Regions from separate parts of the Homo sapiens genome. Here region 2 is linked to region 1. The links are chromatin loops, found by intact Hi-C in ENCODE. Cell type or tissue: gastrocnemius medialis. All regions are shown on one strand. Each heading gives the region's core, and the rest is flanking DNA. Links, peaks and the distances in the headings are about the cores only. Region 1 overlaps DLG1 (discs large MAGUK scaffold protein 1). Region 2 overlaps DLG1 (discs large MAGUK scaffold protein 1).

Evidence for each region. A loop is a pair of places that touch in the nucleus more often than their neighbours do. Peaks named below come from ENCODE experiments on the same cell type or tissue, not always from the same donor. Only the 100,000 strongest peaks of a DNase experiment are listed, where the experiment ranks them.
Region 2: it touches region 1 in a loop (2.4-fold over the local background); 2 of 110 quality-filtered maps call a loop at or near these places.

What each region holds. Positions count from the first base shown.
Region 1 is chr3:197,172,523-197,189,450 of GRCh38, reverse strand. The region is part of intron 5 of DLG1 (discs large MAGUK scaffold protein 1); the gene reads left to right. Among named protein-coding and RNA genes, the nearest start is that of MIR4797, 110 kb to the left of the region's middle. In gastrocnemius medialis, for the core only: no CTCF peak of the experiment used is centred there; a DNase peak (open chromatin) is centred at 7,530; H3K4me3 peaks cover 311 bases; H3K27ac peaks cover 539 bases.
Region 2 is chr3:197,084,315-197,101,242 of GRCh38, reverse strand. It overlaps DLG1 (discs large MAGUK scaffold protein 1), which reads left to right. Exons shown (of 25, transcript NM_001366207.1): 15 at 10,217-10,331; 16 at 15,487-15,663. Among named protein-coding and RNA genes, the nearest start is that of MELTF, 63 kb to the right of the region's middle. In gastrocnemius medialis, for the core only: no CTCF peak of the experiment used is centred there; no DNase peak of the experiment used is centred there.

The DNA.
Region 1 (16,928 bases), core at 5,999-9,998:
ATCATTTGTTTCTAAATCACACTTTAATATGTTAATGTTTTTTCCTATTGTAAACTTGTTAAACATATTTTCTTGTATATTTCCTGTGTAATATGATGTATCAAGTTTTTAAAAATTTAAACTTTAAAAACTTTAAACTTGATACATAATATTGCCTGATATATTTGCACCATAATTTGATGACCATGTCAGCTCTCAGATATCTGTTATCTCTATTTTTATTAGGTTTTGTAAAGAAACCTGCAATGAGTAATCTTTGGACATGAAAAGTATTTAGTTTCTTTCCTTTGGATGGATTACCAGAAGTCAGATTACTGAGTCAGAAGAATATGAACGTTTCTCAAGTTCTTGAAACTTTCTGACAGATTGTATTCTGATAGAATTGTAATTTAAGAATGATTAAGACTGTTTCGTTTGGGGAATTTCTACCTGCTTCCCCTCTTTCATTCCTAGGTTACTGTGGCAGATGCCACGTAAAATAATTATTTGAGGGGTGTAATAGATTTGGAGCAGGTGAGCATTATAGCAGAGTAGGTAGGGTTCCTTTAACTTTTTGTTAGAAAACCGGAATTGAAGGAAAACAACCCTTATTTTGACATAAGAAGGCAAGCTTTAATGCTTTTTCATCTTAATTTTTAAAAAACCAGAATGTTATAAGAAGCTCAACAATTTATTTAAAATACAGTGTCAAGTATTAGACTAGTAGTCTCTTTTTTAAAATAAAAGCTAATATAGAGAGCTTTTCCTCTTTTATAGTATTGTGGTTTGGAGTGAACAGCTGTTACGCTGCATGTAGAAGTCAGTATATGAATTATTATTTTATAATTTGAAAAAGTATCTTAGAATTAACAGTGGTTTGCTGAGTAGATTGTAAATTAGGCACAGCTTTAGTCTTCACAATTCTAATAAAAGCTAATGGTAAAAATAAAATTTAATAGATGCTTTAAAAATCAACTGCTAGGATATTAGTTGTGTCAAGCAATACATGCATTTAGCAAACAGTTATTAAACATCTGTGCTAGTAACTGTGTTAGACATCAGTGATTAGTATTTTTTTACGGAAAGATAGTTAACACAGTATGATGTGACATGAAAGAGGGAGAAATTAAATTCTTGGAGTTTTCTGAAAAAAGCAAGTTGACATTTGCATAAAGTGTTGAAGGATGTGTAAGATGCCAAGTCAGAGGAGGAGGCCGTTACTGGGGTAAATAAATACAGTGGAAGGGTGACAATCACAAGAAACTGTAGAAATGCAGGAAGGTTTATGTTATTATTGCTGATACTTAGGGTGCATGTTAGGAAATGAGGGCAAAATCTAAAAGACCTGTATGATGAATGTTCTTATGAAAGGTTTGCCACCATGAAACATGCCGTGAATTAATCTATTAGATTATTGTGGTGGTGGTGGTGGTGGTAGTGGATGGTGGTGGCTCTCCTTACTGGAATAATGAGTAAAGTAAGATAGTGATTGGGTTACTTTATTCAGGGCTTGGCATAAAGATAATTATGATTTTATAATTTAAGACTCTGAAAGGGATACTTTCTTGCCAGTGTTGGGAAGAATATCAAGAAAGAAATAGGGGATATAATAGTTTTTTAAAAATCTTAATGTCGAAGAGAAGGACACAGTGGGTAAATTTTGGGGTTATGTAAGAGTAGTGTCAAGGTTCTAAAACTGAAAATGAGCTGAGAATTAGGAAAAATTGTTAGAACAGTAAATCGAACAAATAAAAACCTCAGCCTTTTCCCAAAAAGTTTGAAATGTACATGAAGCAACAGGGAGGACAGTAGGAGTATTATTGAGTGTATGGGAGGATGCAGTGATCATTGAAGAAACAAGTAATTTATATTTGGTTTTTGTCTTCAATGGCAAGGAAAATTATGCTCAAACTATTGTATACAAAGTAAACATTACTAAGAGGGACTTGAAATCAAACAGAAAAAACAGGGTCAATGAGCAGATAATTGTGCTAAATAAGTATATTTCCTAGCATTTTATTTCATCCAGTAGTATTGAGAATATAATGAAATCACTAGCAGCTCTTAGTAGTTTTTAAAAAATTGTAAGAAATGGGAGTGGCAGAAAAATGGACACAAGCAAATATAAGCCTTTTGAACCAAATGCTAGAGGAATAGAAGTTTTCCTGTTTCTAGTATATAATGAGCAGTTTTTGAAATCAACTTTATCTTTACATCTCTGGAACATATAGAAACATGATTGAATTTTATCATGGACCTGGTATACTAAGGTGAGCATATAGTTTGCATGCACTGACCACTAGATGGTGCTCATACAGAAGGGATTTTGTATGTGTGACATTGAGGGTTTTCTAGATAAATAGCAAATCTGTGTTCTTGTCACTCTTCTCAGTCTTGTCTTATCTCAATACAGTTGTATGTTTTGAAATTTAATAGCCCACATTAGAAAAGAGTAATAAAAATGCCTGTTATATTGCATTTACGTTACATTAGCTTTGTAGTTACTTTGGGTTTTTGGTGGGTTTTTTTTGTACTTTAGAGTTTCAGTATTGCTTTTCCTCTTGTCCTTTACCTTTTTACATTTTTCACTAAGATTATTTAGTAAACTGGGCATGGTGGTAACCTCAGCTACGTGGGTGGCTGAGGCAGGAGCATGGATTGAGCCAAGGAGTTCAAGACCAGCCTGGGCAACGTAGTGAGACTCCGTCTCAAAAACAAACAAATAAAAGATTATTTAGTATTTGCCTTTGTTTCTGTACCTAAAGACTGCTGGGTTTGTGACTTTAGAAACGTACACAAATAATTGAGAGCCTATCCAGTATAAATTTTTAACTTTTTATTACCATTTAATATTGTAAATATTCCTCATAGTCATAAATTTTTCATAATCATGTTTTGAATTACATAGTAATCCACTGAACTAATCGTATTTAGTTTACTAACTTAAGCTTTCTCTATTGTTTAGGCTAGAATTCTATAGATTATATTATCACTCTGAAAAAGAAAACACATTACGGAAAAAAGAATATTCTTTGTATATCATATTAAGATGTTAATAGTGATTCCTTTTGGTGGTTTAGATTGCATACCATCTTTTCATCCATTATTTTAAATAGGTTTTCCAGGTTTTTCTTTAATGAACTTAAATTTGGTTTTAATGGAGTTTTTATCTTTCATCTCTGCTGTGTAATGAGAGAGGATATTCTAAAGCAAAGAACAGTTGGTTGCCTTCCGCCTTCCACCTCCCAGTCTAATCTCATGTGAAACCCCTCTTGTGATTTAGGTATAGATTTTTTGTGTGCATATACTGACTACTGGCCAATGGATGAGGTGTTCCTAGATTTTTGTAGGTCATGTAACAGGACATTTTCATAAAGAAGTCTTTCCCAAAACTTGAAGTTGTTTTCTTGATGTGAATGGATTTGGATAGGAAATTTGCATCAAGAAGTATTTCTTCCCTGTACATTGGGGAAATATGGGAGGCAGTGATCTGTCAACTTTAGATTGTACCCTAAGTTCTTTGGCTCTGTAGGGTAAATAGATGCACACTAAGAGCCTACCATTGACCCCTAAGTTCTCTGGCTCTGTAGGATAAATAGATGCTCACTAAGAGCCTACTATTGTATGTCTTTTGGTACTGTTTACAGTTTGAGGTAGGAGATTTGCATTCAACAGTTGTATTCAGTATCTTCATCCATACTAATTCAGAATAACAGAACCCATATCAGTTTTCTCCTCCCCTTGAAGTTTTCATCAGACATGGATCAAGGCACATATTTTAGGGCCAGACCAATTACCGTAGCATTTATATAAACCACACTAATCAGGTCTTTACTAGGTACCTGGTCCATAACAAAACTTGAATTTTTTTCTGGGAGGTTTCATTTTTTCCTTCACAAGAGGATTCTTAGTTACCTGTCCGCCCTTAGTATTTTCTTACATTCTCTACTCCGAATTAGATAGGATCACTCTGGGGCCATAAATTGTCAGCTACTGCCGGCACAGTCCTTGGGAAGAAGCACCAAACTTTCTGGTATAATCTCTGTCACAAAATATCTTGCCCTCAAGAGTCCCACATGGCTCTCACCCTTACTGAGCACATGTTCACTTCTCAGCAGACGCATCATAGAGACAGCATTAGCATGTTTTCTTGCGGAGTCAAGATTTGCAGTGGACCTCAACATTGTAGTTTGACAAAAGGCTGCATCCAGTTGGTGCTGGTAAGCACGTAGACAAGGAAGATTCTGTCAGTCCACATCCGAAAAAATATCCATGGCTGAGGTTGGGACTTACGATATGCTCTTATCAGCTTAAAAATTAGATTATTCAACCAATAGTAAATTATCAAGTAGCGTTTTTGTTCACATATTGTTTTAAAATGACCATTGTTGTAATTACTAATATAGCACAGTGTTAAGAGGGCTTGCTTGGGAGTTTGTGGTTCTCAAACTTGAAGGTACTTAAGAGTCACTTGGGAAGCATTTTAAACATAAAAATTCCCAGGTTCCCCCTGCCCGTAAACATTTTGATGGGGAGAGGATACACCAATCTGCATATATAACTAGCGCCCCAGGCAATTCTCAGGCGAACTATTATGTTAACCTAAATATTAGATGTTAGAATATGTTCCTTTAGCAATCAGGTGATAGTATTTGGTGAACCAGAGTGGTATTTATGTAGAGTTGGATAAAACACATTTCACTGATTATAAAACGAAAAATTTACCAGCGTTAATTCTTTCTCATTTTTAGAAATTTATGACCTTGTAATATGAATGTTTATAAAATACTAGAGAGATGATGCTGATAATTTCTTGAAAGTTCTTTTTTATCATAAAGGTTCCAGAAGCAAAATACTTGTTTTAGTAATTAATCTACCTTGAGACCCAGTTGTTAATCATTAAAAACCAATACATTACATAAAATGATAAAGGAAAATCCATTTGTAATGAAGCGCTATCGTTAGATAGTCAGAGTTTAATGTAGGCAGCACCTTTGAACAACTTAGAGCCAGTGCCAGATAATGTGTAAGATCTGCCTGGTGTAGAAATTTGGATATGAATGACAAAGATTCTTTTAGTGAAATCATTTTAACAGTCAGAACTATTTGCAGAGAGAATCCTCTTATATGTTTTAATTCAGTTCATATTTATAATTTATATAAGCAGTGAAGGTGCCATTGGATTTTACTACAGACTGTGGTTGAAACTTGGTAATCCAGGGTTTTTCCACGCAGTGCATTAAATCAGGCAGCCCCACAGGGTCTTGGTAGTCCAGTGTTTATAGCATCCTTCTTTACCTGCTAATCGACCTCACTTCCTGGATTTCAATCCATCTAGTTATCAGCTAACAAAAGAACAGCTTTTGGTTCCTGCAGACGCTGGTGAAAAAATAATCATGAGAAAGAAATCCACCTTATGTCGTCTTTTTTGTCTGCAAAAATAAACTCAGCCATCATACAGCTAACAGGTACAGAGGGAAGATACGAGCTCTTTCATAGGAAGAAATCACTGAGAAAATGAGCATCATTTCTCAAGGTTTTTATTTTCACTGATCTACAAGTGATGCTGCTGTAATTGTAGCTGCAGTTTTTACCGATCATTCACCACTCAGCAGCTGGTAGAGAAGTAAGCCTGCTTGGCAACCACCTGCAGGGCTGCAGAGATGAATTACATTTTCGGAAACAACACACTTCTATACTCTCGCGGCAGTCGAGGAGGCAATACTAGCTCTAGCCATGGCTCAGCAGGCCCAAAGCAGAAACACTGGGCAAAAAAGGGCTCGTCAGATGAACTGCAAGCTGAGCCAGAACCTTCACGCTGGCAGCAGATAGTTGCATTTTTCACTCGAAGACACAGCTTTATTGACTGCATCTCGGTAGCCACCAGCTCCACCCAGGTAACATACCACTTGTTGAAATTATTTTCAATCTATTTCTGTTTACGTTTGCTCTGTAAAAATGTCTTAATATAGATTTTTTATTTAAAGAATAGCCTTGAAACCTTGGATGTGTAGAAATGTATGTTTTCTGTCCATCCGTGTAGGTCTTTAGCACAAAAGGGGGAACAAGAAATATTTTTCCTTATGCTCTTATGTAATACCAAACAAAATAGCCTCAGATTCAATTGAATGACTTTTCTAAAAATATAAGCCCATTGATACATAAAATATGAATTAATAATGCTCATCTCCTTTTTAGACTGTGCTAAATGCTGTAGAGTATGATGTCTGACCAAAGAAAATGCTGATTTGTTTAGTTTTTGTATGTTATTAGATAACCTTAGGGAGACTGTTACAGTAAAGAAACAGAAGATACTTTGAAATATTTTCATTTTTCAGTGTTTTGAAAATAGATTCAATTTAATATAATTGGCTAGTATTATATATACTGACATCTTAGCTATATTATGGCTTATTCAAGGGATTTAATGAATCGTTTTTTGTAAATATTATTTATCTAGCTTAATTTGAAATTAAGTGAACTTGTGCAATTACACAGTCATGGAATATTTTTTCACATAGTCAAATCACAATTTAAAGAGATGAGCAAATACTAAAAGTCTCTCAAAATTAAAAAAAATCACATAACACCACTTTTTGAGGAAATGAGCTATTGTCTATGGGAGGAAAAATAAAGAAAAATTAATAATTGTTTGAAATACCTATTGTTTGCTACAAGGGTGGTTTGAGGAAATATTCATATTTCTAAATATTTTTAAGCAGTCAGTTCAACTTTAGTAAAAATAAAAGGACGAGAAATGGTCTAAAAACAAGTTGAGAATGCATTTGTCCTCTGACATCAGTGATATTTAAATTAGGAAAATACATACATACACATTCCTTAGGACCTTTTAAAATAAATTCCCTTAAAGCTGTCTTTTAAAGAAAATAATAGAAGCAGCTCAATAAATATAAACTATAACTGTCAACAGTTCTATATTTCTTTATATGTTTTTTATAAATTTCTTTACTGTTTTTGGTTACTAGAATTGTCTTTTAATGGTGTTGATTTAAAATAACATCAGCTTTCTTAAGTAAGAAATTCTACTTACTTTTCTCAAATATTTGGGAGAAATGGAATTACCTAGGAAGGGGGAGTCATTATGTAGGCATTGAGGTTAAGTTACAATCAAAACTTATTGAATGGGCAACGATTGATTTAACTCTTAAATTGAATACTGCCCCAAGAATTTTACTAACCTTATTTTGACTGCAATTACATATATCACGAAAGGATGCAAAGACTAAAGGTTGACAATGTTATTCATTGTAGATTAATACTAGATGATATTTTCCATTGTCAACAAGACAGATATCTTTAGAACTTTTTATATATATATATGGTTTATGTAAATGCACACCCTTCTATATATGTATGCACAGATAACACTAGCATTGATATATCTGTCACTCGGTTTATTAAAAGCAGGCAAATGAAAAGACAGGAAAAGTAGTTCATGTATAAAGTGTTGAAACCACAGAGTTACGTTATAGCCGCTTGGGAGTAGGAGCAGAACGTTGCTGTGATTGCGCCAGAAGAGAGTCATGACCCCTGTTCGCAGTCAGCTCTGCAAAGCCATTTTACATGACAGCCCCCACCCAGTTTGGTTCAGAGCATTCCTGTATGCTAGTATATGAGTTATTAATAGTTTTTATTTCTTTCAGACCTCTTTCCTGATTCTCATCTTGTCTTTTTCATTACCTTTCTATTTTATTTCTAGAAATAGGAGTATTAGGGTAGAGGTTTTAGCTTCTGTTTTTCTTGCACTGGAGTACCAACATTTTGTTTTTCATTTTATACATTTTTGTAACTGATACATTGGATAGTTTATATATCTTAATTTTTTTATAACTTACTGGAGTTGATTTGACAAGTTAAAATATAATGGGACTGAAAAATAACTTGAGATATAATTGGATCTTACTTGATACTAGAATACTTTTTTAAATTGCACTTACTGACTCATGGCTGGCAGCTTTCTTTTGCAGCACTAAGGGATTTATTGTTAGAAACAACGTAGATTGAAATTTCATACTTAGAGCATATAATATATACCTATGAATATAATAAGGTCATAGTGTTTTGTACTGCGATTGGTAAATAACAGAGGTCTCTTATTTCACTGATGTCAAAAATACTCTAAGATTTGACAGAAAGATTAACTTTGAATCTAATTCCATATGACTAAGCCACATGATACTTTTTGCAGATTGGAGAGTTGTTATAAATCAAGTTCTATTAGTATGAAAACTATCTGGTTTAGTATCCCCCCCAAATACAGTATGAAAAGTATCTGATTTAATATCCCCCCAAATATACACAATACATAAAAAGAACCTGTACTTATTTTACAGATTCATTTAAATTGCTTGTCTGCTGGAGGTATTCATGTTCATAACTAAGATTATGTGCCATTTTCTACTATGATACTGGAACTCAGGAGGAAGTCATTAATGTTTTTTGAATGATAAGGAAACTGAGTGGTTATAAACTTTTGCAAGACACCTAGCTTCTCAGTTAGGGTTTGGCATGTAGTTGGTGTTAATAAATGCTTATAGAATTAATTAATTTTTATTCCATTCACCTCAAATGTTATCTCCTGGCCTTCCAAAATATGACACCTAATCTAATACCTCTTCAGTACCTGTATTGATTGGATCTTCTCTCTTCCCTCACAAGTGTCTTTGGTTTTTCACAGCAGCCCATCTCCTTTTCCACTGCCTTTTCTTCCCCTCCATTCTTCATACTATCCTCCAGTCACACTGCCCCGATTCCCCTGATTTCCTCACCCCTTTCAGTCCCCACTCAGTAGTGATAACCAAATAGCTTACACACTGTCTCTCAGTTTTATCATTTCATTGTATCTCATTTTACATTGTGGGTTTTTTGAGAGGTTGTTTTATTTTTTAATGTTAAATAAAAATGAGTTTCTTATGAATTACATTGGTGAAACTTTTTCAGTTTGAGGCTTCATAGTGTTTTTGTCCTTAATTTCAAACGATTAGTATAGAAAAAGTTCTCTATGCATTGCGAAGCCCTCCTTGGTTCCGCACCCTCAGCGTCCCTCCTATTCTTGTGTTGAGGGTCACTCAATAATCGGCCCCGTCCTACTTAGCATACACAGTCCTGTTCCAATCTGGGACCAGTTTTTATATTCAGCAGGGTTTTATAGAACTCCAGCACAGTGCTGCTAGACTTTACTTGATTAACGCCTAGGTGAAAAGTTTTATTTACTTAGTGATATCGACGTTTATTAATGTCAGTAGTAATCATATGAACTTTAAATAACTGTGAAGTGTTCAGTCATTTTGAATGTGTGTATAGCAGCTATTCATACATTTTGGACTACTTGAAAATCTCAACATATAGAGCACTATAAATACTCAAAAAGCCCCCCCCCCCCCAAAAAAAAAACACAACATGCCAAATTAAGCTGAGAGCAGCAAAGCTGTATTCTTAGGAATATGGAACAGACATGAAAACTTGTCAGAATTGAAATAGAATAATAAAGTTTTCTTAAAGAGTAAATATTAGCTGAGTTGAATAATCTGCTTAGAGGAAAAACCCTGTCCTAAGTCAAAAATATAGGAAAACATTGTTCAAGTGCCTGTGTGGAAAAATATTTAGGCTAATTTGTACACTTTAAAAAATATTGTTTGTCTGAAACAGATGCCTTCTGAGTTATAGAGGATTTAATTTTTAGAGCTATGCATTGGATATATTGTCCAATAGAGAGAATAACAGTATCAGTGTCATTGAGTCACTTCTACCAAATAATTTAATGTATATATTAATAAAGTACTTAGGACAGCATCTGACACAGAGTAAGTGCTACATTAGAGTTAGGTGCCCCTGTTAGCTTATTTTTATATCATTTAACTCTAATAGTATATGAACAAATTCAGATATAGATTATTAGGAATTATTGCACCTAGGATAGCGCAGTACATTCAAACATTCAGTAAATATTGTTGACTGATTAAGTTAATTTGTAAGTACAAGCCATCCACTTTTTTTAAGAACCAGAGATCTCAACACCTTTAATTACAGGATTTAAGGGAGGTGCCCCAAAGAGCCTTTGAAATTCTTGATGAGACTACCAGTTTTTTGACCTTTCCTCCCCTCCTAGCACTCCCTTCTACAAATTGGTGAAAACCAGTCACGTGTAGATGACTAAATTTAAGTGATTATCCACTTGGTACCAAGCTCCCCTAAGCATCCCCCAAACATATCATGAGGACTATTTTTAGATCCTAAATCCCTTTTAGCCTGTCACCACAGAAAGTCCAGACCATCCGGATTGCAGCTCTGCCTTCTCTATACCAACTCGCAGACTGCACGTTAAACTTCCAATACCTGATTCCTGGTCTTATTCTCAAATAAATAATCTTGCTTTGTGTTCCAGCCTGCTAAAATAAATGAACTGTGTGCCTAAAGCTTACCCATATTCACTTCTGTACTAGATCGTAGTCCCTTTGGTTGTTCAAGAACTTCTGAAATCCCTTTCTCTCTTCACTGCATCATCTGTCTTGCCTCTGTACTGCCCCTAGACTTGCCTCTATAAGTCCTATCAGGATGTACACCTGCTATAATATCTTTCATTAAAACAACCATCCAAAAAACCCTCGTTGTGTGAGTGTAGATTATCAAATCCAGTGGCCAGTTCTCAGTGTTCATTTTACTTGACCCTACAACAACTGTTAACACAATTGATTACTCCCTCCTCTAAATTCTTTTTTCTCCTTTGACTCGTGGATAGTACTGCTCTTTTAATATTCTACCAGCCTCATTTTCCTTTATAGTATCCTCCTTTTTCCTACTGCTAAATGTTCAAATGTCTCAGGGCTCAGTCTTTGAACTCTCTTTTTATACTCACATTTCAGGTGATCGCATCTAGTCCTATGCCCTTAAATACCATCAGTATTTCTCTTTATTCCAGAGTTAATCCCTGTACATTAGACTTTTATATCTAACTTTCTACTCAGTATCTCCACTTCGGTTAAGCATCTGAAAGGTAACATATTAAAAAGAGAATTTCTAGTTTTATTGGTCTCAATCTTCTTTATTCAGTATGCCATTCACTAAGATGCTGAAGACAAAAACCCTTAAAATTATCTTTTATTCCTTTTTTCTTTGCTCCGTATCCAGTCTGATGCCAAATCCTGTTGGCTTTTTATTCAAGATATATTTATGATTTGGCCACTTTTCAACACTTCTGCAACTACTGATTCAATAATATGTTGCCTGAACTACAGCAGTAGACATCTAACTTCTCTCGTTAATATTTTTTGCTTCCTCTAAGGTAGCACCCCTTCACTCCAGACATTACTCTGTCTTCTTACCTGATTCTTTATTATACATTTTTTACTGTCTTTTTACTTGACTGTCAGCTCCATGTGGGTGGGATTTTTCTGTTATGTTTATTGTTGTATCCTCAGTTTCTGTGACAGTGGCTGGCACACTGTAGATAACCAGAAAATATTTGTTGAATGAGTGAAGAGACAGGGACATACGAACTTGTGCTAAGGAGGGCCCAAGCAGGTGTGTTTGTCTGTCTTTTCCCTTAGACTTTCTGTGAAGCGCGCATCACACTTTATTTAGCATTGTAATAGTTCTCTAACTGATGATTCTTACTTGCCCTCTGAGAAGAAATACACACAAGGAAATGAGGTAGGGAGAGAAGAGAATTCAATTTCCTCAAAACTGGGATAACTATATAACTCAGACCAAACTAGGATACTTTAATGAAAAGAGGGAATCATTAATAATTAAAGTGAGACAACAGGCATAAATACAGACTTCCCAAGTAAATAGAGGCATATGGGGTCACTCTGTTATAACCATTTATTTTCTGACTATTCCCACCAGGCAACAGGTCTGAAATTCACACCAAGACATCTCCATCTTGGACCATCCTAGATTGATTGACCTAACCGTGTTATCGGTACATACCACATTCATTTTGTCTCATGTGTAATGATAATTGTGTTTTGATAAAATATTTTTTCTTCATCTCCAAGGAATGGAATTGTTCATATTCATTAGTGTAGTGCTTTTGTACTAAAAAGTAGACTACGTATAGGGTAGGTAGACAATCTTCTTAAACTGCTTTGAAAATACTGACTCTAATTGATAGGTTATTTTCCAGAGAAATTGGTGGAAATAGTCTCCTTTGGTATTGACTCCCCAAACATTCACAGTTTGGATGGAAACGCTGTTGTACTGGCTGTGAGATGCTGACCCTTGGCAGACACATTTGTTTCTTAATTTTCTACTCAAAAGGCTACTAACTTTGCGAAATTAATATGATGACTCAGACTTGGAAATCAATTGTTCCCCCTTTGACACAAAAAATATTGTAGGATCTATTTTATGTTTCTGTTTTTCTGGAAACTTTTACAGTGCACCTACATGTACTGACTCAAAAATTGGTTCTTAAACACTGTTTCAACACATTTTTATCATTTGTACAATAAATAAAAATAAATAAAAAATAATATAAAAAATAAAAATAAAATTTATATCATTTGTTCAATAGGACACTCTAGAAAAGCATAGAGATGAAGATTAAACCAAAAGTAGTTGGTTACAATGGTTATATAAGCTTTTTTAAATTACAAAATTGACCATACGATCCAGCAGTTGTACTCCTTGGTATTTGCCCAAATGAATTGAAAGCTTACATCCACCCAAAAACCTGTACAGAGATGTTTATAACAGCTGTGTTCATAATTGCCAAAACCTAGAAGCAACCAACATATTCCTCAGTGTGTGCATGGATAAAGTGTGGTGCATTCAGACAATGGAATATCACCCAGCACTAAAAGAAATGAGCTATCAAGCCATGAAAAGACATGGAGGAACCTTAAATGAATATTACCAGGTGAAAGAAGCCAACCTGAAAAGGATACACACCCTTGTTTCCAACTAGATGACGTTCTGGAAAAGGCAAAACTATGGAAACAATAAAAAGATCAGTGGTTGCCAGGGGTTAGGTGAGAGGGATAAATAATAGAGCACAGAGGATTTTTAGGACAGTAAAGCCATTCTGTATGATACTATAATGGCGGAAACGTCATTAAACACATGTCAAAACCCATGGAATATCCAGCCCCCACAGTCAACTCTCATGTAAATTATGGACTTTGTGATGTGGCAGTGTGGGCTCATTGATTGTAACAAATGTACATTAGAAATGCAGGGGTGTTGATTATGGATAGTTTATGTGTGTGAGCAGGGGGCATATGGGAACTAAAACTGCTCTAAAAAAATATATAAAGTCTATTAAAAACTATAAAATTGGTGTCTTAATGTAGATTAGATTGGCTTAGCTTGAAGACATTTGAAATTTATGATATAAGGTCTTTATAGTTAGGAAATGTGTTTTATTCTTCTTTGTAGCTTCTGTATAGTGTCTTGATTGTTTAGATGGCGTTTCTGTCAAGGATAGATAGGCAAAAAGAAGTTTCACAGGCTATAATTTATATATTCTAAATATATTCAGAGAAGTTTTAAAGTTAACCTTTAAAATAATGTGTTAATAACAGTGCTGAAAAGTGACTGAACCATGCTTATGGGATCAGGGCAAGTCAGCCTGAGCAACATTTTTCTCCTGTATTTTCAAGTAATGTTTGTTTGCATGAGAATTGTACTTCATACCTCTTATCACGACTCTAATTCAGTAGTCATTTGGATAATGATTTTGTTTAATGTCAGCCACTAAACTGTAAGTTTCACAAGAGCTGATGCTACAGGGTGTGTGGTTTTTTCCCTTGGTATCCCCAGAGCCTCGCATGGAGAATGCACTTGATAAATATTTGTTGAATGAATAAACAGATGTTATACAGGTGTTAATTTTTATTTAATCTGCTGTTGACGAAGTGGAAGTTTGGAACTTCTAAATATTGTTGGATCACTGTAAATTTCCCAAGCCATTTTTATGTAACACTATGGCTTAAAAACTAGCAAGTCTATGTTACCAGATTTTGTAAAGTTGTGAATTTCAGAAGTAATTCAGATCCTTCTGTGAAAAAATTGTGAAGCATTTATACTCTTACATATCTGAAGAACTTAAATTTTTATCATGAAAATTTTACTTAGTATCAGTCTCTTTAAATAAATTTTCTTAAATTATTCCTTGTACTTCCTGGCACTATTATTTAGATAACATTTCCAGCCCTCCATTTTTATAGCAAAGTTTAGAATTTTGATAAAGGTAAAAATAGTTGTTCAGACTATGTAGAGAACAGTAGCCTACAGTTACCACCTTTTAAAGAAAACTTTAAACCAACTGATGTGGTAATTTTAACAGGCGTATGCAAATACAAACCAACTGGCAGTGCCACCTGGGAGCAGTGGAATTTTATAGAAGCCTATACACGCAACTTGCCCCTCCAGGCATTTATTTAAAAGATTTTCCCTCCTCACTTCGTAACAGGAGCACTTCCTATTCATTCTTTTTCCTTTAAGCCCCAATTTGGTAGCATTTCTGAACAGTATTTTCAGTATCTGTGAAATCAAAACTCTGACTTCTTGACTGGAGCAGCTTTGAAATGTGAAGAAGTTACAGCTGTGACAGAGTGGAACCAAATGATTGCTTTACAATTTGTGTTGTTTTGTTGTTCTGAGAAAAAGAATTGGGGATTATAACCTGGTGTTTAATTATTTGTTAATTTTTTTTTAACAGCCACGTTCAAGAGCAATAAACTGGCATTTAAATTAAAACAGATCCCACCCTCATTTATCTGTATATAAATCTGACTAATCTTGGTAGGATGATCTGATGTATCAAAGGGTTATAAATTTGGAAAGAAATCAGTTGGAAAGTATTTTGTAAGATAGAAAGAAAACAAACAAGATGCATATCAATATTAAGAATTAATTGCTTTAGCCAAACTAAGTACCATAGCAGGATTTTGAAGGGAGAACAAAGAAAAGAGAATAAAAATCATATCATTTTAATCACTTTTTTTCCAAACTGGAAGGCTATATTCAGTATAGAGGCAAAATTTTTTCAGTTGTAAGAGCACAGCTTTATTATATAGACTTTTTAATTAAAGATATTTTAAAGAACTGTAGGTGAAACTTGAAATTTCCATATGTATATCTTGTTTCCTTGTTTTTTAAATTGTCGCTTCCATGGTTTTTGGGGAGAGAGAATTGGCTTATTTTTATTGTAGACTAAGAATTGCAACAGAATTAAACCATTTATAGTTAGTAAAAGTTAACTTAGGTGTCTTAAAGCCATTTTCTATTTTCTTCATTGACTTATTTAGCCTTTTCTTTCTCCTTTTTTAAAAGCAGCTAAAGCAGGAGTCAGCAAGCTACAATCTGTAGGCCAAATGTAGCCTGCCACCTGTTTTTGTAAATAAATGTTTTGTTTTGTTTTTGAGACAGAGTCTCACTGTGTCGCCCAGGCTGGAGTGCAGTGGCGCGATCTCAGCCCACTGCAATTTCCACCTCCCGGGTTCAAGTGATTCTTATGCCCCAGCCTCCTAAGTAGCTGGGATTACAGATGTGCACCACCATACCTGACTGACTGGGTTTCGCCATGTTGGCCAGGCTGGTCTTGAACTACTGCCCTCATGTGATCTGCCTGCCTCGGCCTCCCAAAGTGTTGGGATTATTACAGGCATGAGCCACCATGCCTGGCTTGTAAATAAAGTTTTATTGGAACACAGCCATGCCTATTTGTGTATTGTGTATGACTACTTTTGAACTACAATAGCAGTGTTGGATAGTTGCAACAATTACTGCATGGTCCATAACGCTTCTTTTTTTGTCATTTCCAAAAATGTTTGCTAACCCCTGATCTAAGGATTGATGCAGTATGTATTTCTTTTTACAGGTAATATATATTGTCTTTGCAGTAAAATGTAGTGGTAACAATAAAGACAAAATCTCTTTTTGAACTATTTTAAAGAGATAAGTAAAGAGTACTGGGTAAGTGTACCATCTTTAGAGGATGATGACCTGGATTTAAATTTATATTCTGCCATATCGCCTGTGCCACCTTGGGCAAATTACCTCCATGCGGAGTCTGTCTCCTCATCTGTAGAAAATGGGGATGAAAGTGTTATCTTTTTCAAAATTTAATGAGAATTAAATGAGACAATATGTGCAAAGCACTTATTATAATACATTAATTACATCAGTGAGGTCATCATCATCTTTATCAACTACCCTTTTATCCACCACTACCACCGCCACCACCATCATTTTCATTTCAACAAAATATTCTGACCTTTAAATGAGGAATCTAGAGATACGGAGAAGCAACCATGTTTTAGCTAGAGGGTTGGTAACTTTAATAGGGTGCAGCCAGGGAAACAGAAACCACAGCAACTAACAATAAAAATACACTACATGGGATTGGTTAGATGAGTATTGGAGAACTGGAAAGGCAAAATGAGAATGCCAAGGTAAAATCGAGACTAACTTACAGAAGTAGCTACCTGTAGGGGAACAAAGGACCCAAGCTGAAATTAGTGGAACCTCAGAGGAAGGGCACCATGGATTTTAAATATGAGCCCTCAGTAAGAAGTTGTACTTCCTAATGCAGTTTGAATAGAAAAGCGATGAAAATATTTTAAGCAAATATGCTTGACCAAGACATGTTTATTTTCAAATGGGACATTATTAGGCAATTCATTATTGCTAGATAGAGAACAACATGAAACTGGCAATTTTTTACATTTTGAAACTTCTGTTCTAAGGTTATCAAACTGTAAAACATCTTGAACACCTTCTGATTGGTGGTGGCTGCCCAGAAACACAGAAATAACCTTTTAGCAATGTCTACTATGTATATTGCATGAAAGTGGGTAGGGGAAGGAAGACTGTACCTACCCAATCTATTGCCCAAGTCATTTTAGAGTGCTGATTAAGTTGATTTCTTTTGACAGTCGCATGGTTTTATTCATTCAACAAATATATATTAAATACTTCCT
Region 2 (16,928 bases), core at 6,694-10,693, 89 kb after region 1:
CATAAAGAGACCAAGTAATTTGCTAGTTACACAACTGTTAAACGGTTAAGATTTCTTCTAGCCCCTTTTAAGCGAAGAAAAACCTTTTCCTCCACCCTTGTATGTTCAGTAACGGGCCTGTGAAGTAAACTGACAAAAAAAACAGATTAACATGGAAAAAAAGTTTCTTGTATATGGATGCAAGAGGCAACAGAAGAAATACTGAAGCTAGCTTGTGGATGAAGTTAAAAGCTTGTACACCTAATCTAGTAGGGAAAGGAAGGAGGGAGAAACAGCTTTTATTAGAAAAACGTACATTTCTTCAGGAAAGACAAGTTTTTAGGAGAAGAGATGGGGGATAAAGTTTGTGATGACATTTGTCTAAACTGGTATGACTGGTCTTTCCATTCTTCGGGGCCATCAGACTCCTCAGAGGGTATTTATGGTAACTTCATTTCTCGGAAGCTGCACCTTTTAGTCAGATTAGAGAAACTCCGAGAAGGCTTTTTTCCTGCATCTGTTGAATCTCAGATATCTTCAGCTTAAAATCTTTGTGGCAACTCTGGGGTTCTGGGTGGGTCTCCATACCCTGTTCTTACTCTTTCAACTACTCATTAAACTCTTGGAATCTCTCACCTCAAATATTTAATCTTATTGTTCCTCAAGAGTATTAGGCCAACTTTCAGAGCTTATATCTCAATCTTTTGTTCAGAAAGCATTAATTATATTGTAATAATACCATAAAAGAAATAAATTGGAAAGAAACTCAATATATAAGTTAAATTTATTTTCTCTTTCCCATTGGTTAGGTCTTATATTTGTGACATATTTTATTTTCGCAAGAAAAAAACTGTTTGGTGGCATAATCCCTATTTTGCAAGTGACCAGAGTCTAGAGAGGTTAGGCCATAGTCACTTAACTTTTCTGCGCTTCAAAGCTTTGATTGAAATCTTGAGTTACAAAGGTAGATTTCTAACACCCAGTGTCCTGACTTTATTTTCATTATTACTTCTTATACCAACCAAAGGGAGAAGAGGTGGAGATAATCTGGGAAGATTGCAGTGGACTAGTGGCATTTATTTGCAGACATTTGTCATTTCTTATCATTTTCAGTAGTAGATAGGTAATTAAAATTTTTTTCAGTCTCCTGCTTTCCCACTTCCCTTGCTGTATTTTTCTACGCGCCTGTGCTGCAGTTGACCCTTGAACAACACAGGTTTGAACTGCGAGTGTCCACTTACGCACGTGCTGTTCAACCAAACTGGGATAGAAAATGCCATATGCCTGTCAGATTCCACAAGGCCTCCTGTTAGACTTGAACATGCACGGGTTTTGGTATACGTGGGGTTCTGGAACTAATCCTCCGAGTATGCCAGAGAGCTATTGTACTTAAAACAACTAACTGGCCTTCTTAAAAATAGTTTCCCTTTTTCTTTAGGCCAATTAATAGTATCCATCCTCTGAGAATTGTTTCTCTTGGGTTTAATATCTGTGTTTAATGTATTTTATTACAGTTATAAATGAATGTTTTTCTTTATAGGGATTGCATGTTAAGAAGAGATTGAGGAAGTCCAATTTCCCCCATACCCCTTCCTCACTTTTTACTTCTAGTGTGGCGGTGAAAACAAAGGTTAAAATTTGAAAGGGGATATCAAATGAAAAAATCAGCTTTTAAATATCTCTCCTTGTATAAGCGTATACATACTAACTTGTAGCCAGCAGTTCAGATACGTCCTAATACGTTTCATGACAAGAAATATGGTTTGATACAGGAATTTTTGAGATGTTGAATGGAGAAAATCTCTTATGTAAAATTATAGCTTTGCTGAGTTTTGATGTAATTCTAGGAGAGGAGTGTAAATGACTTAACTGAAAAAAGGGATGAAACTCTTCCGTCAAAATAAAAATTTAAGAAAATAGGTGTAGTGGTTAGCACTTCGGGAGGCTGAGACAAGAGGATCACTTGAGCCTAAGAGTTGAAGATCCCCTGGGTAACATAGGACACCCTGTCGCTGCAAGTAATTTTAAAAATGAGCTGGGCATAGTGATGCATGCCTGTAGGCTCAGCTACTTGAGAGGCTAAGGTAGGAAGATTGCTTGAGCCCAGGAGGTCAGAGCTACTATGAGCCATGATCGTGCCACTGCACTCCAGCCTGGATGACAGAGCAAGAGCCTGTCTCCAAAAAAACCTTAAAAACAAAACAAAAATATGTTGGTGGGAGTATTTACGAAAATATACACAGGATAGGTAAAATGTGGAGACTGATAGGACTAAAAGTATCAATTGATTGAAACAAAAGGAAAAGGTAGGAATCTTAAGTAGGTAAATGAAATAGAAGGTTTAAAGGAAAAGTAACTTTAAAATGCCGAAGTATGTTTTGAACATATAGAAAGGTAGCTGTGAGGAATTGTTAAGAGTAAGGCAAAGACTTGGCCAGGCGCAATGGCTCACGCCTGTAATCCCAGCACTTTGGGAGGCCAAAGCAGGCAAATCCCTTGAAAGCAGGAGTTCAAGACCAGCCTGGCCAACTTGATGAAACTCTGTCTCTACTAACATAAAAATTAAACAGGCATGGTGGTACATACCTGTAATTTCAGCTACTGAGGAGGCTGAGGCACAAGAATCACTTGAACCCAGGAGGCAGAAGCTGCGATGAGCCGGAATTGCACCACTGCACTCCGGCCTGAGCAACAGAGCGAGGTGGGGGCGGGTGGGAAGACTCTAAGCAAAGACTATAAATATGAAGATCTGAATACAGTGAAAGAAATAGATCACAAATTTAAGAAATTATCAGGAATTGACTTAGCTCTTCAGTATCTTAAATTTTTAATATCTGAGACTATGTTAACTGCTTTGTAGTAACTTAGTTACTCATTAAGAAAGAATATTTTTCTGCATCACTAAAAAGTAATGTGTTCTTTTTACACAGAAAGCTTTTAAATTTCTAAAATGTAGACTATCTTAAATCACTAGGACTTCTATTAATCAGATCAGCAAAATTGCTAAAAACTAATAATGCTACATGAAATGTAATACACATCTTATTTAAAAAGCATTGCAGAACTTTTAAGGAATTAGCAAACAAAACATGAAGGGAAACTAGGAACTCGGAACTCAGGGCTAAGGAAGCAGAGAAGTCTCTTTTGTTTCAAGAGCAACAGCGTACGGGCTTGGGAGAGCCAGTTAAATTTTCAGATATTTTTCAAACTAAAACATAGCCTTTATTAAAAATAAAATTATACAGAAATACAAATAAATTATATTTAAAATAGTAAAATTAAAAACAAAGGTAATATTGAAAAGTCATCACTTCCTAGTTGTTTTCTAGGAAGTAAAATAATAGAAACATAAACCAGTGAGACTAACAGAAAATACAAAAAGAGGGTTGGGCGCGGTGGCTCACGCCTATAATTCCAGCACTTTGGGAGGCTGAGGTGGGCGACTCACAAGGTCAGGAGTTTGAGACCAGCCTGGTCAACACGGTGAAACCCCTGTCTCTACTAAAAATACAAAAATTAGCTGGGCGTGGTGGTGCACGCCTGTAATCCCAGCTACTCAGGAGGCTGAGGCAGGAGAATCACTTGAACCCAGGAGGCAGAGGTTGCAGTGAGCCGAGATCGCGCCACTGCACTCCAGCCTGGATGACAGAGCGAGACTCTCTCTCAAAAAAAAAAAAAAAAAAGAAAGTACAAAAAAAGATAGTAGATTTAAAACTGAATCGCCCAAAACTCCTCCTCTCCCTCAAAAAAATTAGGAAAGCCAAACCAAAATTTGTTAAAAATCTACAATAAAACTAGACAAAAAGATGAAAGATATCCTATGAACCCCAAATATAAGCTGATGTAAACAAGGTATTAACAGCTACAAGACCATCTGATATCAGCATCTGTGCAAGGGGATGCAACAGGAGAAGCCCAATGTTAACCAGTCCTCACAAGAAAATGCAGTAGGTAAATTTGAGAACACCAAGTGAACTATAAGAGTTTTTGTACAATCTGCATGTTGAGTGCAAGGAATCTACACTAAGATATGAAGGGGCCACGAGCAGTCTGGGCCCTATGACACAGTTAACCAGCTGTAGTTCCCTTTCCATTTAAAGCCCCACACTAAGGAAGAACTGCTGGGAATAAAATCCAAATTGAGTAGGATAGGGATAATAGAGCCAAAGGAAATAGAAGGTTCAGATTAATGGGGGTAAGTAAAGTTTCAGGAAATCTCACAGTGTCTGAGGTCATGTCTTTAAACACTTGAGAGAAACAACAAAATAGAGAGTTCTAGAGCTGTGAAGTTAGAAAACCTATCTTGACTCGTAACTCCTATGTAAAAGTTGGGGAAAACTAATTTCATATTAAAATGAGCAGTAGGAAAAGATCACAGTCAAATCCATGGAAACCTATTTGAAAAGTGAAAATAAGGATTAGCGTAATGTCTCCACAGTCAAGCTGTACCAGAAAGACATATAGTTTATGAAGCTAGTGTAAAATAAAATTAATATTTTGAAACAAAGAAAAATGATAGAGTATGTCGAAGAACAACATCAATAAGTTGATAGAACTCAGAAAATTAGTAGAAATAAAAACATTGTTTTAAAAACTAAATTTGACTAAAAGAGACATACTTCCTTAAACCAAGAAGGTGAAAAAGAAGAAAAATTTGTAAAGCAAAAATAGACCTTCTCTTTCTACAACTTGATCAATTTAGTCCTAAAGCCATTATGTAGAGGAGAGAAAAATAGTTTAATCTACACCTCACATCTGGAGAGGTTTAGGAGATTTTCGGTGGCCCATTGGACTTACCCATGAGGTTGGCTTCCATGCAGGGTAATGCCTTGGTTTCAGGAGTCAGAGCCTGAGGGCTGGTGAGGAAAGCACATATGGGAATGCTCAGAGCCCAGTCAGGGAAGTGGATGGCTGTTCAAATTCAGATTGACCAAATTAATATATATGTTAGGTTATTGTTATTCATAATTTTCACTGTTGAGAAGAGAGTTACAAATATGGAAGGGAAGAAAACTTAAACATGAATCCTGTAATACTGGATTAGAACTGAAGAAGTTGGTTTGAAGGGATGGTTTTCCATTGATACAGATGTAAACATAAATATCTACGTCAGTGTGTATGTATCTGTGTGTATGTTATTTTCCCTGGCTCTGCCCACTGAGAGGGCCTGAGCCTAGTGCCACCCCAAGAGCAGTGAGCACCTAGCATCCAGATCTTGCCTTGCAAATATTATTTCCCACTGAAATTACTAAGGCTTTTTTGACAAACGGCAGGTTCCCCAGGAGTCAGGCAAAGAAAATGCTAGATTGTTCTATAATATCCTTTGCCAGAAAACAAGCAAGTACTCAAGGAATGTTGGAGACATGTCAAATGGACCCAGAATCTAACTTCAAGGGACTCTCACTGGCCAAATCAGGAGCAATCTCAGCATTCAGTTGGTGATAATAATGGCAGATTATAACCCACTGAATAAAGTAGGAAATAATGAGTTTTTACTCATATAAATAAATGAATTAATTGAAAGTTTGATGAGAATGGAGAATTGTACACAGTTTCAGTAATTTATTTGCAAAAGGGAAAAGTAACTTTACAGTAGAGAAACCTGGCAGACACAACTTTTATCAAGCGATTAAAGTTAATAACATTGGTGATGGGACAAATCAAAATTGTGTACCACCTGATACAGATGTATTGGGTAGAACATAACATTTGTGATATTCCTGCCAAAGTTGGATAACTTCAATCTAATTGTGTGGGAACTTCAGGCAAACCCAAATTGAGAGAGATTCTACAAAACAATTGACTTGTAATCTCCAACAGTATTAAGGTCACAAAGTCAAGGAAACACCGAGAAACTGCTGTGACTCAAAGATCTAAAAAGACGTGACAACTAAATGCAACAAATGACTTTGAAATGGATCCTTTTGCTGTAAAGAACATTACTGGTGACTCTTCATAGGGATCCGAGCATTAGATGGTAGTAATGTATTAATGTTACTTTTGATGGTTTTGTAGTTATATAGGAAAATATCTGTAGGAAATACACACTGAAGTATTCAGGGATGATGAGACATCAAGAAGGCAAATTGCTGTCAAATGGTTCAGGAAAAACAGTTTGTGATTGCTCTAGTCTTTAAAAAAAATTAGTAAGAAGAAACAAAAGATTTGAAAGTGACAGGTATAGAAGGTAGGTAAAGAATATTCAACATGCATGTAATAGGAGTCTCCTAGGAAGAAATCCAAAACAATGCTAGAAAATGCATAGACAAGAAATCTTTTCTAAAATTAAAAAAGTTATTTCAAACTACACTTCAAAATGCCATAATAAAATGATTAGGATTTAAAGGAAAAAAATATCTGGAATTCCACTTCCCTCCCCCAGCAGAAAAAGAAAGAAAATTCCGTTGTTCTCAGTTTATAGAAGACAATGGAGTGAACATACTCAATAAAGGAAGAAGCTGAATCAAACAGACTTTCACATATAAAAACTGGAATCAAATATATCAACAAATAGAGTGATAGTGTTCGTATAAACACTTCCTGGGGTGAGAGAACAACCTGCAGACATCCAAAATGATAGGAGGAGAGATACTGACATAAGGACTGGTGTTAGCATTAATGAAGAAGATTATAAGGAAGAGAGTATATAACATGAAAAAGCTATATGCTCTGACAATTTTGATAAGGTACAATTATTAGAAAATGGGGACAGAATTTGAGGATAATATGAAAACAGAATAAGCCTCCTAATTGCTTTAAAGTTTTTAACTGGATATAAAAGGATAGTATTTCCAATCCAATCTGGGAAGATTGCTTGTAGGAGGAGACCAAAAGACAAAAGCCAAACAAAAGTTTGCCATTAGAACAAAAGGACAAGCGTGTCTGAATTGTTACACACACACTTAAAAGAACAAACCATATAGTGAGACTGTGCTCCAGTTACTGTTGCTTCATGAGATACTACCCCAAGCTTAATAGGTTAAAACAGCCTTTTAATAGGTTTTGTAGGTTAGGAATTCAGGCAGGATTCTGGCCAGATGGTTCTTGTTTTCCTTCTGGCATCAACTGAGGTCACTTAGTGGGACTTAGGTGGCAAATGAGCTGCTTTGGAGGGCCCAGTTTGGCTTTGCTCTCCTTGTCTTATGTGTTGGTGGTACTGGCTAGAAGTTTGGGCTCAGAGCACCATCATGTGACCTCTGCAGTATGGTGGTTTTAGAACAGTCTTGTTACATGGTATCTGGCTTCCACTGAACAAGCATTACAGAAGAACCAGGCAAAAGCTTCATGGCCTCTTCTAATCTGACCTTGAAAGTCATACGGGATTACTTTCACATTTTTTGGCATACAAATGACCCAAAGCACTAGCCCAGATTCCAGGAGAGGGGAATTAGATTCCACCTGTCGATGGGGAAATTGCAAGGTCACAGTGTACAAGAGCATGTGGGATGCAGGCATCTTTGGAAAATATAATCTGCCACTGGTTTATTTATGTTAAAAGCTTGAATAAATAAGACAGGATGGTAAGAACAGAACTGAGAACAATTTCAGTTATATCAAAAGTTAATTCATAAAAGCAGACAATTTTCAGGCTTGCTAATGAAGCAGAATTTAACCCTGTGCAGTACATAAGAGTCATACCTACCACAAAGAAGTAAAGGTTAAAAATAAAGGACTGCATATTGCTGTAAAAAAAAAAAAAAGCGTGGATGACATCTTTCTATATTGTGCAGTGATCTTCTGGATATACTTACTATTAAGTGAAAAAAGCAAAGCAGGGAAATGTGTATTCTACTGTTTAAGAAAGAAGAGAAATGTTGGCTGGGCACAGTGGGTAATCCCAGCACTTTGGGAGGCCGAGGCAGGCGGATTACGAGGTCAAGAGATTGAGACCATCCTGGCCAACATGGTGAAACCCCGTCTCTATTAAAAATGCAAAAATTAGCTGGGCATGTTAGCGCATGTCTATAGTCCCAGCTCCTTGGGAGGCTGAAGCAGGAGAATCGCTTGAAGCCAGAAGGCGGAGGTTGCAGTGAGCCAAGATCGCGCCACTGCACTCCAGCCTGGTGACAGAGTGAAACTCCGTCTGAAAAAACAAAAAGAAAAGAAATGTATTATGCTTGTGATGTTTGTGTGTATATATACACACATATATACAGATATAAAAATATGGAATAAATGTAAATGTATTTGCGTGTTTGTGGGTATCTTTATATTGTTTAAATGTTGACATATAAGGATCAGGACAGAATAGGATGAGAAAAAGGGATAGAAGCTGGACTTTTAAATACCTGTGTTTTATAGATTTGACTGTGGAGTTATTTTACCTACTTATAAAATCAATGAAAAATTTTAAAGGCAAATTGAAGTTGAAAATAAAGTACAAATGAATCTAAATGTGTATCCACTTGGCAACAGTAATACTCAGGAAGGAACTATTCCAAGTGATTTTAAAATGGTAATTGGCCAGGTACAGTGGCTCACACTTGTGATCCCAGAGCTGTGAGAGGCCAAAGCGAGAGGACTGCTTGAGGCCAGGAGTTCAAGAACAGCCTGGGCAACACAGCAAGATGCCATCTCTACCAAAAATAATTTTTTAAAAATTAGCCAAGCATGTTGGTGCACACGATGGTCTCACCTACTCGGAAGGCTGAGGCAGGATTGCTTGAGCCCAGGAGCTCAAGCCTGCAGTGAACTATGCTTGTGCCACTGTAGTCCAGCCTGGGCAACAGGGCAGGACCCTGTCTCTAAAAATAAAAAAAGAAAACAATAATTCAACCATACATCTCTAGCTATAGCCTAAGGATTAAAAGCTACAGGAAATAGTTAACTGTTTACAGTAATCATATCATGGTAGTAGTGTTGGTGGTCTAATTCACTGTTGTAATATTGGATAAAACAAGTAAGTCATTATGCCGGTACTTTTATTCTGCTATCTCCACTATCTTGAGAACCAGAATTACTCATATCCAAGAAAGCAGATACAACGCTAAAATAGGAGAGCTTAAGTAAAAACCCAGTGGTCCTAATTTTTCATTAGAAAAACCAGTATAAACTCATGATATATTTTTATGATCTCCATTCATCAGTCTATAGTTTAGCTGTTTCTACACATACCAAAGACAACTTGCCATGGATTGATATTTATTTAATTATGATGGATACATTCTACTATTAAGGCTATTTATGTTTTTATTTTAAGTGTTTTGTTGTAATTTTGAAAGGATAGTAAAATATTTTATTATTAATGTGGAATTTTAAATGTTTCTAAGCTTTTTGATGAATTGTTGCTTCAGTTGAGCTTATTATCCGTAAAACAAAGTTGATGATTATGGTGAAAGAAAGAGTAACTCAACAATAATCATGCTTACTCTTACTCTGTCATCTTAACCTACACAAAATCCCAGAGAAGTTATTTGCTGTAAGACAGGCTTTATAAGAAACTCAGATTTGAAATGACCTAGTTGTCTGCAATTTGTTATAAATAGAGGGGAAAAAAGATATGTGTTTATAACCATGTAACTGCAATATTTTTGAAAAGGTGCTTAAACTTTTGTCATTAATAGATTTAGTAGTTTTTAATATGTAGCTTTAAATTGTCCATTTTCAAAATCATATTTTTGTATAAAAAATATTTTAAATAAAAATATTCACAAATATTACTTCAGATTGCTTTTGTGTCTTGAATTTTGATAATTTATAAATTATAAAATCAGTTAAAATAAATTTTGTTTATCACTTGTTTAAGGCATATTTTTCCCTTTAATGTTGACCCTGCACAAGTTCCATATTGAAGTATGTAAAATGAACTGATTGTCTCAAGGGGAAAAAGTCAATAATCAAAGCATCTAGTGTATTAATTATTATTATAGGTTTCTTCCTTAATATAAAAATTAGAATAAATCCTGATTTTTAAAATTTACACTTAAATTCAACAGTAATATAAGATTACTGCTGTCTGATGCATGGAAATTGTCATTTAATTGACTAAATGTGGTATAAACTTTAAAAGAGCATGTAGAAAAATTCTAACTCAGCCAATTCTAATTTATGGTACATTTAGGTTATTAATAATTTTTTTTTGAAATTTATGTGTTGGGCAAAATCTTTCGCATATTACTATTTTAAGGTTCTAACCACATTTAATCAATTATAGGACAGTTTACATATTTAATACGTTATCTTCAAATAACTTATTTTTTGAAAATATATCAATTTATTTCTCTTTTTCTTCCATCAGAATACAGTCGTTTTGAAGCTAAAATACATGATTTACGGGAGCAGATGATGAATAGTAGTATTAGTTCAGGGTCAGGTTCTCTTCGAACTAGCCAGAAGCGATCCCTCTATGTCAGGTAAATTTTTTTACTTCTAATTATGGCAAATCTTAATTAGTTATGCATGTAAATTATTTTGTATTTTTCACTATAACTTACTTAGTTTTACCGTAAGAAAATATATTGCCAATCAGTGTTGTTTTTTATTATTGATTCTCTCTGACAGTGTGCCTTTCAAGAATTGGAATATTATTGTATTAATAATTTTATTAATGAAAGTTATGTAATCCTTGAATAATGATGATATAATAAAGGAAGAAATTTCTGTGGACCAGAAATTGTTTTCAGATTGATGTGTTAGTAGTGACTACAAGCTTGATGATATCATGTCTAACACTTAGATTTAACCTCTGTCCTTTTCTAATATATTTTCCATTCAAGTAACATTTAATTACCTGGCAATTTCCATAGTAGCAAAGGAGGCATATGTAAATAATAATTTAAAATGTGAATAGCCTCGGTAAATAATGCATATTTGGAAAATTTCTACATGCATTTTTTAAACACTTGGGAGAAGGCAAATATGTTATTTTCCTATAATATATAAAGGTTAAGTGGCAACATAGGTCTAATAAATAGGTGATATTAGTATATAAACTGGGGTGTTTCTTTTTTTTTTTTTCATTTCGTTGGCTTATAAGACTTAAAACAGAAATCCGAATGTATTTGTATTCTGTATACTTTTAGTAGAACTTTAACTGATAACTTTATTATACTGTTACTGTAACATTAGCACTGTAAGTAATCTGAACCATTCTTTATAAATTATCATCTCAGTCGTCCTGATTCTGTTGGGGGACCTGTTCCTAATACGTTTCATTTATCCTTCTGATGAGAGAGATATGTTACATATATAAACATGTATCCTATACACGTGTATCTATACACACAAACAGGTACTCTGTACTTGTTTACATATGATATGACTTACTGTCTTCACATAATCTTACTCTGATACATCATGAAAGCAAACCTTTCTCACTTTCTTCTTTCTGTTCCTTTTGTCTTTTGCTGTACTTGGTACTTATAACCCTACCAGTGATGTGGGAATCTTAAATGCATCAGATTTTTTTTTCCCTTCGCCAATTCTAGCAGTACTCATTAAACTCTTGTGTTCCAAAGTCATTAAAAGTATTTTATATATACAAATATATCGAAGAAGGAAGAACATGGATTTTTCTACTCTCTTTTTTACACTTTCTTTTTTTTTGCTTATCTACATTTCCTAATTTTAGTATAATTAATAGGTGTTGCCTTTTATTTGTACTTGATTAAATATTTACAAAGGCATAAAAATCAGAACATAATAGGTTATATTTATTTTCGGTACATTTAGTGAATCTTCACTTGTTATTTTTAGAGAAGTAATGCTCTATTTTCTTTCTGTTTTTTTTTTTTTTTTAAAGACAGGGTCTCACTTTGTCACCCAGGCTGAAGTGCAGTGGCGCGATCTCAGCTCACTGTAGCCTCAACCTCCCGGGTTCAAGGGATCCTTCCGCCTCAGCCCCCCAAGTAGCTGGGACTGTAGGCACATGCCACCATGCCTGGCTAATTTTTGTGTTTTTAGTAGAGATGGGGTTTCACCATGTTTGCCAGGCTGGTCTCGATCTCCTGACTTCATGGGCCTCACCCACCTTGGCCTCCCAAGTGCTGGCATTACAGGCATGAGCCACTGTGCCCAGCTTCTATTTTTTAAAACCATATATTATCTAAAGACTTATAATGAAAAACAACTGTCACCGGCACCAGCCCCTAGTTTCATTCTCCAGAAACAAGCATCCTCCATTTTCCTAGCAAACTTCCTTCACCTCCTTATTTCTAAATATGAAGCCTTCGCCTCTATATTTCTAAATAACATGCATATACTGCTATCTTCTACTTTACCAGTTTTGCGCATTAGTCTTACAACCATGGTAGATGAGAACGTTTCTGTGTAGAACCAAACCACTCATTCAGTCTCATCACCATCACCCAAACATAGCCTATCTCTGTTAATAAAACTAATAGCATTTACAGTCATGTGACTATGCAATAGCTGTCATGACTCAGTCGAGTGGTACCCTATGAGCTGCCTCCTTTCTTCTGCAGCCCTTCATTTTTCCTGGACTTAATAATTGTCTTGCATTTTATTTGATTTTTCATATTCTTACTACTAAATATCTTTCTGTATCTTCCAGTAACCACTGTAGAGTTTTTCACATGATGAAAACATATGGTCACACATACGGTCTGATAGTTCAGGTTTTTTCTATCTTTATGCTCCAGTCTAGACTAGTTCCTCTGTAAACGTGCTGTATAGCTCTCAGCTGGGACTTCCCTTTTGCCATTATTCTATTTCCTTTGGCTGTCTACTATGTCACATGTTTCCTAGATGCCACATTTTCTTCTTTCTCAATTAATCTTCCTAGAGCACATCCTCCAGTAAATTCCTGCGAAAAGGTGTGTGGGAGGCACCCTTTGAGGCTTAGCATGTCTGAAATGACTTTGTTTTGCCTTCTCCCCAGTAGAGAATTTGGAATGTGGGGGAGGGAATGATACCCTGTTTTATTTTGCAGGAGCTCCCTCATCTTCCATTTCTTTTGTGGACATGATCTGGTGTGTCTCTGAGATTTTCTTCTGCTTTTTTGTATTCTTTGCTTTCTCTGTATTCCTTTTTTCTAGCTATCCTATTTTCTTGGAGGTTTTTTCTTTAGTGTTTTATATAAGGCATTCTTTAAATATCCAGTGTTCCTTTCATTGTTTTCCACTCTTAGGAATAGAGAAATGAAGATAATGGATTTAACTAGAAGACAGTGGGGTAAAGGGGGGGATAAATTGGCTCTTAAATTTTCTCTCCTGTCCCACGTCATTCTGTTCTTTTCTATAATTAAATATCCTTAGAGAAGAATCCCTGTCTCCTGCCAATAGTATAAACCAAGTTGCTAGAATTTTATTTTCATCCATTTCAGTCCAACCACCTTCCCCTTCTCCACCAAGTTTCAGAGTATACAGCTCCTCAAATTCAATTTCTCTGGAGACTAAACCACTGGTCTTCTGTGGGTTTGGGGACTGGGAAAAGGAACTTTGGTGGGGTTGGTCTAAGTGCTACATACAGTGTTTCTACCTTCTGTTTTTAGTACAGTAACTTATCCCTGCCTACCTTGGTACTACTGTACACTTCTAATTTATGACCATCTCCAGGATTCTTATGGAATAAAACTTGTTTCTATAACCCTCTCTGCTGCCACTCCATTTATAGCTTCTTTCATTCTGCTAAATTTAATTAGCATCATCCAGAAATGTGTTAAAATCTCTCTTCCCCTGTTGTCTTCTCTCTTTTGTATTTTTCGTATTTTATTGTCATTTTAATGAGTCAGGGTGGAGAAGAAATAGACACAGTGTGCTATAGTTAATCAGAAGCCTCATGGTTCTTTTTGAGATGGGGTCTTGCCCTGTTGGCTAAGCTTGTCTTGGACTCCTGGGCTCAAGGGATCCTCACACCTTAACATCCCAAGTAGCTGGGACTACAGGCACACACCACCACCACCACCACACCTGAGTCTTGTGGGGTTTTTTTTAGTCAATGTATTTCTAATTTCAAAAGCCAAAAAAAAAAAAGGCTGCAAAAAACTACCTACAGAATACCTCTTTATAAAGCTCTGAAACAAGCAAAAACATACATTATATCTTTTAGTCACTCACATATTATATGATAAAACCAAACCAACCAAAAAAGAATGAGTCAAAGAAATAAACATTAAGAATGATAGTTACATTCTAATAGTGGTTAACTCTTGATCCAAGGGAATCAGGATCAGAGGGAATATACGCAGGTGAATGTGAATTACTGATGAAGGTTTTGTGTGTAGTCTTGGGTTGGGTAGTAGGTGAACAGATGTTCATTGCACTCTTACGATTAATAACTCACATGTATTCCATGGGTTTCTTTTTTTATGAATCAAATATATTAAAAGAGAATGTTAAAATGCTAACGTAAGTAGAGATTGTGGGTGATTTCCTTTGTTGTTCAATAATACTGTTACATTTTGTGATTCAAAAGATGAATTTTTATAATAATGTAAGAAGTTAGTATTTTCCTTTTCTGAATGTCTTGACATTTGTACTACCTCTTAAGGTACTTTATTTTCTATTTTATATTATGCTTATTTGTGCCCTCATCTTCTCTATGTTTGAATGTATGTTTAAGTGAGCCCTCCTGCTTAACGATCCCCCCTGCTTCCCTAGCACCTTTAGCCCCACGAAAAGACTTGAAAGAACTCATTTGAAAAACCATTAACTACTAGTTTATTTATTTAGCCATCAAGTAATTCCACCCCTCTTGAGTTTTACTTGAAGAGCTAGGTTCTTAAATGTTGGGTAGTGTGAAAAAGATTACGATTTTCATCCTAATTTCCAGTTGCCAAATTAGAACAAAAGAATGAATAAATTATATTATAAATGTAATTGCTGTGATCCTTTCTTACACTCTTGAGAGAGCTTATTTGGACTTAAGAATTTGATTTATTTTAATGTTGTACATTAATTAATCAAGTGGTAGCACACAATATTTTCTTTTTATCAAATTTTAAAATATTCTTAACACTTTGCAATTACCGTATTAAATTATTACTTTCTCCAAAATATTTGGCAGCTGTTAAAGTCATCTGTAATTAGTGTCCATCATTGTTACTGACTCTGAAAACTCTATCAACTCTAGTATTGTGAACAAATGGAAGGAATAATTAATGGACAGAATAGTCACTATGTTGATCTAGTCGTACAGTCCACAACTAATAAATCAAATATATCAGGGAATTTGTTTTCCTACATGTATCTAATCAAAGTAAAGAGAAGAATGTATCTTAATACTTTTTGTTTATTAATTTCAAACTCTCTGGATTTGTCTATTTTAGAATTCAATATAACTTACCATTGGATTACAATCCAAGAGCGTTTTTAAAATTTGTCTTGTGATATTGAAAGAAACAAATAATACAATACAGTATTTTCATAGCAAGTTGATTTTGCTATTTCTTTTTTGTCTTATCTTGTATGCAGTGCAGAATTGAACTGGGCATTATTTGGCCTACTATGATATATTTAATTACCCAAATTACATATACTTTCAGAACCCTATGATATGTTGATTAATATTATAACAAGTGATTATGGACTTTTTTTCTTCTGACTCTAGAGCCCTTTTTGATTATGACAAGACTAAAGACAGTGGGCTTCCCAGTCAGGGACTGAACTTCAAATTTGGAGATATCCTCCATGTTATTAATGCTTCTGATGATGAATGGTGGCAAGCCAGGCAGGTTACACCAGATGGTGAGAGCGATGAGGTCGGAGTGATTCCCAGTAAACGCAGGTATGCCTGTTTCTTACCACTTGAATGTGAGGCAACATAAATAATTGATGTTCTTTTAAATTTTTTTTAATTTGTGACAACATGGATGGACCTGGAGTGCATTATTCTAATTGAAAAAAGCCAGACACAGAAAGACAAAAATCGTATGATCACATTTTTATGTGAAATCTAAAGTAGTCGAAGTCATACAGAGAAGAATGGTGGTTACCAGGGGTTAGGAGGATGGGGAAATGAGATACAAAGTTTCCGTGACACAAGATGAGTGAGTTCTGCACCTCCAACATGTAAGCATGGCAACTACAGGTAATAGTACTGTACTTGAAATTTGTTAAGAGGGTCGGTCCTAAGTGTTCTTACCCCCCAAAAAAAGGCAACCAGGTGAGGTAATGGATATGTTAATTAGGTTGACTGTAGTAATTATTTCACAGTATGTATATATATAATATATATATATAAAATCATTAAGTTGTACAACTTAAATATATACAATTAGGCTGGGCACGGTGGCTCATTCCTGTAATCCCAGCACTTTTGGGAGGCTGAGGCGGGTGGATCACTTGAGGTCAGGAGTTCAAGACGAGCCTGGCCAACGTGGTGAAAGCCTGTCTCTACTAAAAATACAAAAATTACCTGGGCATGGAGGCACACGCCTGTAGTCCCAGCTGCTCGGGAGGCTTAGGCAGGAGAATTGCTTGAACTCAGGAGGCCGAAATTGCAGTGACCTGAGTTTGCACCACTGCACTCCAGCCTGGGAGACAGAGCAAAACTCTGTCTAAATATCTATATCTATATCTATATCTATCTATATATATAAAATATACACATAAAAAAATTAAAAATAATCACCAGAACTGAAAAAATAAATTTATTTTACTAAAATGATTTTATGCTCAGTTTTTTATATTGTGTTTCACAGCCATTTGATTTTATTCAAATGGAATTGTAACCAGTGACATAACTAGAAAATATGGGCCAGGTGCAGTGGCTCACACCTGTAATCCCAGCACTTTAGGAGGCCGAGGTGGGCGGATCACGAGGTCAGGAGTTTGAGACCAGCCTGGCCAGTATGGTGAAACCCCGTCTCTACTAAAAATACAAACATTAGCTGGGTGTGGTGGCGGGCGCCTGTAATCGCAGCTACTTGGGAGGCTGAGGCAGGAGAATTGCTTGAACCCAGGAGGTGGAGGTTGCAGTGAGCTGAAATTGCACCACTGCACTCCAGCCTCGGCGACAGAGCAAGACTCTGACTCAAAAAAAAAAAAACA